Regions from separate parts of the Homo sapiens genome. Here all the other regions are linked to region 2. Evidence: chromatin contacts called from ENCODE Hi-C data. All regions are on one chromosome and are shown on one strand. The core of a region is the stretch at or near the end of the contact, and the rest is flanking DNA. Distances in the headings are between cores, read along the strand shown.

The links. Hi-C counts contacts between places; a loop is a spot of excess contacts on that map. Pooled maps may share reads with other maps.
Region 1: a loop to region 2 is called in a pooled map, with 4 times the contacts of the local background. The contact joins the enhancer-like site here to the promoter of CCNT1 in region 2. A Hi-C loop is called at or near these places in 2 of 50 pooled maps.
Region 3: a map of CD8-positive, alpha-beta T cell shows a loop between it and region 2 (8-fold over the local background). The contact joins the promoter of BCDIN3D here to the promoter of CCNT1 in region 2. A Hi-C loop is called at or near these places in 2 of 168 maps with a recorded cell type or tissue (CD8-positive, alpha-beta T cell and naive thymus-derived CD4-positive, alpha-beta T cell) and 7 of 50 pooled maps.

The regions. Positions count from the first base shown.
Region 1 is chr12:50,531,163-50,534,358 of GRCh38, forward strand. The region is part of intron 1 of DIP2B (disco interacting protein 2 homolog B); the gene reads left to right. Among named protein-coding and RNA genes, the nearest start is that of DIP2B, 28 kb to the left of the region's middle. RefSeq lists an enhancer at 1,780-1,849. Within about 2 kb of position 1,794, at least 19 of the 41 ENCODE cell types and tissues checked have a DNase peak (open chromatin) inside an H3K27ac peak, as active enhancers do.
Region 2 is chr12:48,714,591-48,717,966 of GRCh38, forward strand. It overlaps CCNT1 (cyclin T1), which reads right to left and starts at 2,117. Exons shown (of 9, transcript NM_001240.4): 1 at 1,925-2,117. The coding sequence starts at 2,085. RefSeq lists enhancers at 1,882-2,161, 2,232-3,232, 2,632-2,871.
Region 3 is chr12:49,841,273-49,844,571 of GRCh38, forward strand. It overlaps BCDIN3D (BCDIN3 domain containing RNA methyltransferase), which reads right to left and starts at 1,834. Exons shown (of 2, transcript NM_181708.3): 1 at 1,582-1,834. The coding sequence starts at 1,815. RefSeq lists enhancers at 1,177-1,546, 2,117-2,176.

The sequences.
Region 1 (3,196 bases), core at 544-3,043, 1.8 Mb after region 2:
AGCCTCCCGAGTAGCTGGGACTACAGATGCCTGTCACCACGCCTGGCTAATTTTTTTTTGTATTTTTAGTAGAGATGGGGTTTCACCATGTTAGCCAGGATGGTCTCGATCTCCTGACCTTGTGATCCGCCCACCTCGGCCTCCCAGAGTGCTGGGATTATAGGTGTGAGCCGCTGCACCCAGCCAAGGAGAGCATATTGAGTGAGCAGAGGCTAAACACAGAACTGGAAAGCACCACCATTTAAGGGGGAAGCTGAAAAAAAGAACCTGGAAAAGAGGTCAGAGGGGTATGAGTGACCAGAGGGAGAAGAGCAAAACAACAAGGAGTATTAAGTGTCTCTTGTTGCATAGAGTTTGAGACTAGGACTGAGAAAATGCAATTGAGATTACAAGCAGAGGTCATTGGTGGTGACCTTTGCCTAAGCTGTTTTAGTAGGGTTTAGGGACAGGGTTGGGGCAAGGAAGGGGCACTGCAGCCTGTTGAAAGTGGATAAGGAATGCAAAGCAGAGAGGAAGTGGAAGTAGAGGCAGGCGGGGTACCCTGCTGTTTCAAGCCTGGCCGTGTGAGGTGGAGAGAAAGGAAGTAGCTAGGATATATACACATTCATCTGTTCTTTGTCTCTCTCCTCACTAGAAAATAAGTTGCCTGAGGGCAGGAACTTAGTTTTATTCACTGCTTTATCTCCAGAGTAAAAAATTGCTCCTGGCCTGTAGTAGGCACTCAACAAATATTTGATGGCCAAACAAATGAATTATGTTAAGAAGGTAGAGACTTGAGTGTGTTCATTTGTTGGTGGAGGGGTAAGAGGTCTTGGGGAGGAGGAATTGAAAGTCTAGAGTAGAAAGATGTGATGGAACGAGGTCTCCCTGAGTCAGCAAAGCTTGAGACCCTAAGTGCTGCTGGAGTGATCATTCAGGATGCCAGGAATGACTCCTTTTCTGCTGAAACAGAAGGGAAGAAGGAAAGGATGGGAGCAGAGGCAGATACTCATAGGTGATGGATGAGGAAGCTGAGGGAGTTCTTGCCTAGTGGCCTTATGAGTATTCTCTGAGTTAAAAATAAGAGTGTTGGCCGGGTGCGGTGGCTCATGCCTGTAATCCCAGCACTTTGGGAGGCTGAGGCAGGCAGATCATTTAAGGTCAGGAGTTCCAGACCAGTCTGGCCAGCATAGTGAAACCGCGTGTCTACTAAAAATACAAAAATTAGCCAGGTGTGGTGGCATGCGCCTGTAATCCCAGCTACTTGGGAGTCTGAGGTGGGAGGATCGCTTGAATCTGGGAGGTGAAGGCTGCAGTGAGCCAGATCGCACCACAGCACTCCAGCCTGGGCGACAGAGCCAGATTCTGTCTCAAAAAACAAAAAACAAATAAAAATAAGAGTGTAATATATGTATCCTTGGAACATGCATTGTGAAGACATACAAAAAAACCCACCAGCATTTAAGCAGCTGTGCTTCTGTGGAAAGTCACTGTGGTCAGTGACATGAAAGGTAGGTGAGGTGAGGATGTGCCAGAGAAGATGAGTAAGAGTAGGTGAGACAAGAGGTCTCTAGTCTCAGCTGGGAATGTAGGGTGTGGTTTGACCTGAGAGAAGGGAGTGTGGGTAACCCCCTTTCCTCTAGAAGGAGCAGGGCGCTGTCCTTGGGCTCTCAGGGAAGTGGGGGAAGAAAGGGCAGTGTATAAGTCTTACTCTTTCCTGTGTGAGAAAAAACGCAGAGAAACTTAAGCCTTGAGTGAATTAGAGTAACTCTTTGTTAGTGACTCCTCTGGCCCTCACCGGGCTGGTTTTTCAGTGATCTATTTCTGATTCATTTGACAGGAAACTGCTTTCCCAACTTTTACAAGCTGTTATCTAAAATGGTTTGTGTGCTTAACAGCAAAGGTAGTAGTGAGAAGGAGGATGTGACAGAGTCACAGTGAGTCATAAAGAACAAGACATGACCATATTTGTTTACCTCATCAGGTTTTACATAGAATTAATTTAAAGAATATTAAAGTGTCCATTTTGTTTTAATTAGCAGTTGTTTAGTAATAAGTTCTCATGCTTTGGAATTCTCTGTTTTCAGTCTCATCAAATTCAAGACTACATATTTCTCATGACCTTTCTGGAAGGGAGAGGAGAGTAGTAAGGATGAGTCTTGTAGTCTTCTAGTCTTCAGTTGAAATTAAATAACCCAACCAAGATGATTGTTTTTCTTTTGCTGTCAGCCTTATCAGCCATTACTGCAGGTCAACCCCTGACAAGTTGTGTAGGGTGAGGGTAGCGTCGAACTAGAGTTTTGGCTGTTGCTGTTTTGCATTTTGTGTGTGTTTGCATGTGTTCTCTGTAAAGTGAGCAGAGGATCCTTCAGAAAGGGAGCAGATTCCAAGGGTAAGAAGGGATTTCACCTACAGGAAGTTGTGGATTCTAACCATTTTTTAACTGCCCTATCAAGGAAGACAACTTTTTTCCTTTTTTTTTTTTGAGACAGGATCTTGCTCTGTTGCCTAGGCTGGAGTGCCGTGGTGTGATCACAGCTCACTGCAACCTCTACCTCTTGGGCTCAAGCAATCCTCCCGCCTCAGCCTCCCAAGTGGGCACCATGCTGGCTAATTTTTAAATTTTTTTAGACAGAGATTCTCACTACTTTGCCTAGGCTGGTCTTGAACTCCTGGGCTCAAGTGATCTGCCTGCCTTTCAGCCACCCAAAGTGCTGGGATTATAGGAGTGAGCCACTGAGCCGGGCCTAACTTTATATTATAAAAAGTACCTGTTACTTTTTGGAGATGGGAGAAACTTTTTTCCCCCCTGTGACAGAAGGTGAAATCAGAGATTTGAGGTATGATAGTTGGAACTTGGTATTATCATAATTAGAATTCATCAATACTTAGAATTCATTTTTTTCTAAGCCATCTCCTTACTCTAACTCATTCCCCATGATTCTAAATTTTTTAGTCATTAGTCAACTAGTTAGAACTCCAATTAGGCATGTATTCTGGGGAATAAAATATGACTTTATCAGCATTTTGGGGAACTCAGGGACAAGAGATTCATCTGGTCAAGTTGGCATCAACAGGCTGAGGACTCATTTCTCATTTTCATGGAGAACCAAGTTTTAGCCAAATCCTTATTTTCTGGGAATTTATATTATGTATGTGTGTCTAAAAAAACACTTTCAAGACTTTTGAAACCCAATGACTGGACTCTTTTTACACA
Region 2 (3,376 bases), core at 867-3,366:
CCTCCCAAAAGGATGAAATGGCCAAGCAAGTAGATACTACTAAATGAAAATCATACTTATCTCTCCAAATCAAAGAATATGTCTGTTTTCTTTCACCAAATTATTAATCGCCAACTGACACTTAGCACAATGCCTTACACATAACAAATATTTAATATAAATGTACTGAATGAATAAACAAACATCTCAGGATGTATGAATCTAGACAGATTTTTTTAAAAACTATATAAGGCGGCCAGGCGCGGTGGCTCACACTCTGTCGCCCACACTGGAGTGCGGTGGCACCATCTTGGCCCACTGAAACCTCTACCTCCCAAATTCAAGCGATTCTCCTGCCTCAGCTTCCCCAGTAGCTGAGATTACAGGCGCCCACCAACAGACCTGGCTACTTTTTGTATTTTTAGTAGAGACATGGTTTCACCATGTTGGCCAGGCTGGTCTTGAACTCCTGGCCTCAACTGATCGACCTGCCTTGGCCTCCGAAAGTGCTGGTATTACAGGCGCGAGCCACCGCGCCTGGCTGACAACCTTAATGACAACACACATACAAAAAGGAAAGCATTTTAAGGATGCACTGAAATAGAATTTCGAACAAAAAGATTTAACTCCATACTGACAGGATGCTTAGGAAACAAACCTGGACATCAGCAGGAAACAAACTGGCGATAAAACAGACACCCATTTTGAGATGAACACACCCTTAAGATACACACATTACTGTCAGCCACACATTTAAATAGAAGCTGCACCCAAGAAAATTTTCACACGCAGAGTGGAAAGAAATTTAAAACTATACTAGTTTTCTCCACCATAAAATAAGTGTATTTCCTAACAAACAAAAATATGTGGGAGAGGTTACCTCATTTTTTTTTTAATTTTTTTTTTCTGAGACGGAGTTTCACTATTGTTGCCCAAGCTGGAGTGCAGTGGCGCCATCTCGGCTAACTGCAACCTCCGCCTCCCGGGTTCAAGCGATTTTCCTGCGTCGGCCTCCTGACTAGCTGGGATTACAGCTGCCCGCCACTACGCCGGGGTAATTTTTTGTATTTTTAGTAGAGACAGGGGTTTAATCATGTTGGCCAGGCTGGTCTCGAACTCCTGACCTCAGGTGATCCACCCGCCTCGGCCTCCCAAAGTGCAGAGATTACAGGCGTGAGCCACCGCATCCAGCCGTTACCTCATTTTTGAAAATGAAATACATATCATCACTCTAAGTAAGTTAAGGACCCGGTATTTTGTAAACTATTTAAAACATTAGATTCGTGGGTATCCCCTACAAACGTAAACTAACATCTTTCCTCTGAAATTCTATAAAACAGTAGCTACTAACTGAGCATCTGAATGCAAAGCACTGTGCTGGACACAGAATCAAACACAAGAGGTATTATCCCATTTTATAGACAAGACGGCCAAAAATTTGAGAGGTCACTTAAACAGCTAGTAGATGAGGAATGGATTTTGGACCAAGGCTGAGGCATTAATTCTAGTCCACCCTTTATAACACTTTCAGGTACTGAATTTCTCGAAATTTACACACTAGGTTTGGGAGGCAGCCGTCAACAGAGAAACCTCTGCCAGACCTAGACCCCTAGGGCACAGCGGAAAATGAGAATCTTAACGTCACCAGAGCAGATCAGAACACAATGAAGACAGAGTTGGAAGGGCTGGTTAAAACACAAAGCCGGGAAGGATACGAATTCCCAGCAAGGCTGGCGGCACGGGTGAGCGAGCGGGAAATCAACTCTGCCTCGCTTCCCTAGCGCTAACTGAGTTTCAGCCCGCCCCATCGTGGGCTCTCCCAACTAGACATCCAGCTTCTGCCCACCTTCTTCCCCACTTTCGTCCCCCCCACAGAGCCTGAGACCCGGACGCCAGAGCATGGCGGGACCAACTCCAAGGCCGAAGGCCTAGGCCACAAGGATACACGTTAAGACGCTGCCCCATGTCCTGAAGCAGATTGGCCGCCTGCTGGCGATAAGAAAGTTCTTTATCTGGGTCCACGCCAAAACGACGGGATGGGCTATTTTCCAGCTGTTCTCGAGTGAAATACCACCGTTTGTTGTTGTTCTTCCTCTCTCCCTCCATAGTGCTTCAACCAGAAGGCAGCGGCGAAGGCTGCAGGCACTTCCCAGCGTCACCTAAGAGGCGACCCACATCCGCTGTGCGGGGGCAACTGCGACTTGACGAACTTCCGCTAAGCGTCGACCGCCGGGTTGTTACTTGCCTCCGTAGAGGAAGCAAAAGTCAAAGGACCTACTTCCGGAATGCACCTCGCTACACCCCGTAGCCGAGTTAACAGCCAATATGCGACCAGAAAAAACCTTGAGGCGAGGACGCAGGCGCGTCACGTGACCGTTGGGCGGTGGAGTGGGGTTAGAAGTTCTTTCTTAAAAACCGTGTATCTTCCCGCGAGAACCGGATTGAGCGTTGGCGCCCCGGGTCAGGCTGCGAGGCCGCAATTATAGTGGGATGGGGCGGCCGCCCACGCGCCGCTTGGCGGTTCTTACGAGAACTTTGTTTGTGACGGCAGTGGTGATGTAAAATGGGGCAGATGGGCCGGGCGCGGTGGTTCACGCCTGTAATCCCAGCACTTTGGGAGCCCGAAGCGGGCGGATCACGAGGTCAGGAGTTCGAGACCAGCCTGGCCAATATGGTGAAACCCCCGTCTCTACTAAAAATACAAAATTAGCCGGCGTGGTGTCGCGCGCCTGTAGTCCCAGCTACTCGGGAAGCTGAGGCAGGAGAATCGCTTGAACCCGGGAGGCGGAGATCGCAGTGAGCCGAGATCACGCCACTGCACCCCAGCCTCCAGCCTGGGTGAGAAAGCGAGACTCCGTCTCAAAAAAATAAAATAAGTAAAAATGTGGCAGATGAACTTGAAAGAGAAAGTAGGTGAGGCTGTCAGAAACTGAAAAACAGAATCAAATGGTGGGGCTCTTTCGTATATCGGAGCATAAAGCAACTAGAAGGCTGTTACATTGTTGGTAGCAATGTAAAATGCGACAACCCATTTGGAGAGGTCGCTTTAATGTGTAGCCAAAGGCATGAAAACATTCTCACGTTGTTCGCCAGTGATCCAACTTAAAGGAATAAAATGAAATTAATAACATTAATTAAGAGCTTACATGTCCCAGGCACAATACTGACTTAAATATACTGTTTCATTTATTCAGCACAACTCTAAGAGGTAATTTTTAAGTACGTTTGCGAATGGGTGAACTAAAACTGCCCCTTGAGTGTGGAAAGCCTCCACCACTACCCCTCACTTGCACAGATTAGCAAGTTCTTGCCCTCTGTCAAAATATTTCCCAGCTCCTTTGCCGGGCGCGGTGGCTCAAGCCTATAATCCCAGCACTTTGGGAGGCCAAGGCGGGTG
Region 3 (3,299 bases), core at 584-3,083, 1.1 Mb after region 2:
GAAAAGGAGGATTTAGGGTTGGGAGTAGAGACTTACTTTTTAGTATATACCCCTTTGTAGTTTGAATTTTTTTGTTTTATCAAGCGCAAGCATTTTTTTTCCCTTTCCTGACTACAAAGATCCACAAGAAAAAGCATTTTTTAAAAACTGCAAAACAGAAAGCTCCATAAACGTACAGCCAGGTTTGGGAACCACTACCCTAGTTAGCTGCCAACTATGTCTTTACCTCTCATGTGTATACTACTCTCAACTTTAAAATCTCTGGTGGTTTCCTAATGCCTTTCGTGAAATCCCAAGCCTTAACCTCAGTCTCTCTTTTCCATTGTTTTTACCCTCTGACTTCCCGTATCATCACAGCGGAGAAATTTTGCAGGGGACACAGGACATCAACCCATCTCCTCATTCCAGTCTTTGAGACTGTATCCAAATGTCCCCTTCCTACTATCATCTGAGTCCCACAAGGTCTGAAGTCGTCCCCCAAAGTCTCTTCTGTAAAAGGACAGCAACGTAACAGAATTGTCCCCCGCCCTCCAGATGCTGGACTGGAGTGATGGAGGGAGCGCAGAGAGGGTACTAACTTTTGAAGCATTTGCCGTGGTAAGTTCAGACTGCCTGCTAGTGTAGAATATCCCAGTGGCTACAAATAGGTGTGGGAGAGACATTTCCTTATTTTGCATGTGGTTTGATTATAATCATATGCCTAAGAATAGTTTGCAGCAAGAAGAGTGGCAGTGCCGCCCTTCTCCATTCCCTTGGGCAAAATGCTTTATTTGCTTCTCGATCCTCTCCACTGTACTCTGTCAACTCACTGTTTTGTTTTGTTTTTGAGACGGAGTCTCGCTCTGTCGCCCAGGCTGGAGTGCAGTGGCACTAGCTCGGCTCACTGCAAGCTCCGCCTCCCGGGTTCACGCCATTCTCCTGCCTCAGCCTCCGGAGTAGCTGGACTACAGGCGCCCGCCACCACGACCGGCTAATTTTTTGTATTTTTAGTAGAGACGGGGTTTCACCGTGTTAGCCAGGATGGTCTCGATCTCGTGACCTTGTGATCCACCCGCCTCGGCCTCCGAAAGTGCTGGGATTACAGGCGTGAGCCAGCGCGCCCGGCCTACTCACTTTTTTTGAAATAAACATGCAGGTCCCAGGGTCTGTCCTGCACTGTATAGCACACATGAGTCTCAATATCAGGCATGATTCTGTCACCCTTGGCTCTTCTCTCCCAGTAAACCAAACCTAACCCCATGTTCCCAAACGTGTGTCTCTGGAAGCCCCCTCTCCCCAGCCAAAGCGCCAGGCACGCTGGACAGAGGCCACCCTAGATACAAGGACCGTTCCCACCTGGGGTCTGGCCCTGAAAGAAAAGTGGGAACGTAGTCGACAAGGACTCCTCTCCAAGAGAGATTCCTAAGACAGATGGTGGAACCCTGGCGGGCAGGCAGCAGCGGCACTGGCTCAGTCAAAGCCACGCTTTATACTCGTTTTGGGAAAGTTTCGATGGGTGTTAGCCCAGGCCAGAACCACAGTGGATGTGTAGGCAGCCAACCACTTGGCTCCGGATGCTCCAATCCCTCCCCTGTCACTCACCCCGGAGTTACACCCCACGTCGAGCCCCAGAATCGGCCCGTTCTCGGGACTCTCAGGAAAGAGCTGTCGAAGCAGCTCCGGGGGCAGGAGGCGGAGCCGTTGCTCCGGAGGGTGGAAGCGAGAATAATGAGGAAAATTTCCGAACGGGGCGGCGCCAGGTGCCAGAACTCGCGATTCCTCTTCCGCTGCGGTCTCCTTAACACTCCCTCCATCCAGTTCCGTGGGCACCGCCATTAGCCTCAACACAGCCTCTGGGCCGTGGCGGAACCGGAAGCCGGGAACCTGCTGTCGGCGTGGGCGGTGGCGGTGCCAGCGCGCGTGCGTCGAACGGCTAGGGCGGGTGGCTAGAATTCTGCGGTGAATCAGAAAAGCTGTCCTGATTTCCTCTCGCTGTATACCTGGAGCCGGCGAGCGCCTGGGGCTTGCCTTGTATTATTGAACCCTCATCACAACACTGGGAGGGGATTAGCAATATCATCCACGTTTTACAGGGATGAAACAAACTCTGAGGGCTAAGTGTCTTGGCCAAGCTGACATAGTTTGAAACTTGGGCTACTTGACCCAGAACAAGTATACTAGTTTGTTGGGATCTTGGAAATCAATTTTAGTCCAATTTCCTTTCTTTATAAATGCAAAAAGTGAGACCGAGAGAACTTACTTGTCTGGGGTCATACATTGAATCTGTGACTCAAAAACTTCCACCCGGTTCAGGAAAGGGTAGCCAGGAGGTGCAGGTCACTTGCGAAGCCAGCCGACTCAGCCCTGTCCCCCAGGGGCAACTGTAGACCATGAGCTCCTTGAGAGGCAAGGACCGTGCCTTAAGAGCCAGCACTTAAAGAGTGCTTACCAGGCACCAGACACCCTTGTAAGCTCCTTAGTCAATCCTCTCACCCCGTGAGAAAATGACCGTATTATTATTCTTTTTATATAGATGAGGACACTGGAGTAAAACAAAGTAACTTGTCCAAGATCCCACAGTTAGAAATGATGGTACTAGGATTCGAACCCAGGGAGTTTGGATCCAGAGGATGTGCTTGCAACGGTGTGTTATTCTCAGCCTTGAGTCTCCTATACTTAACATGGGCCTGGCACAAAGATGCTCAACAAATGTTGTTGAATGAAAACTCAATAGAGAATACAATAAGGCCAGATCTGTTTGGGGAAACTTTAAATGGAAGGGAGAAAGGATGCCAACTGAAGCAGACATAGTGGAATGGAGTTGGGCAAGATGTGACTCAGAGATTGGAAATAACAGAGCTGATAAGGAGAGGAACTGAAGGGTCAACCTAGGTAGCAGGTTCCAGTCAAAAGCCAGGATGGCCCAGAATATCCGTCAGGGTCAACCAAGCATCAGCAGAGTTGTGCAGGACCCCCAACCCCACCCCTGCACCTGGCCCACCCATCTTAAAGGGGTATCCTGCTCCATGAGGCTGGCAGTTCGGTAAACTTCTTATAAGGCACTGGAGCATGACTCCTGCAAACAGTACCATCAGGAGTTAAAATAAGCGCTGTTTTCCTCTCAGTTTTTACTTTATATTTTCTTTTTCTTTTCTCCTTTTTTTGAGATAGAGTCTCACACTATTGCCTGGGCTGGAGTGCAATGACATGATCTCGGCTCACTGCAACCTTTGCCTCCCAGGTTCAAGTGATTCTCCTGCCTCAGCCTCCCAAGTAGCTGGAATTACAGGCACCCGCCACCATTCCTGGCTAAGTTTTTG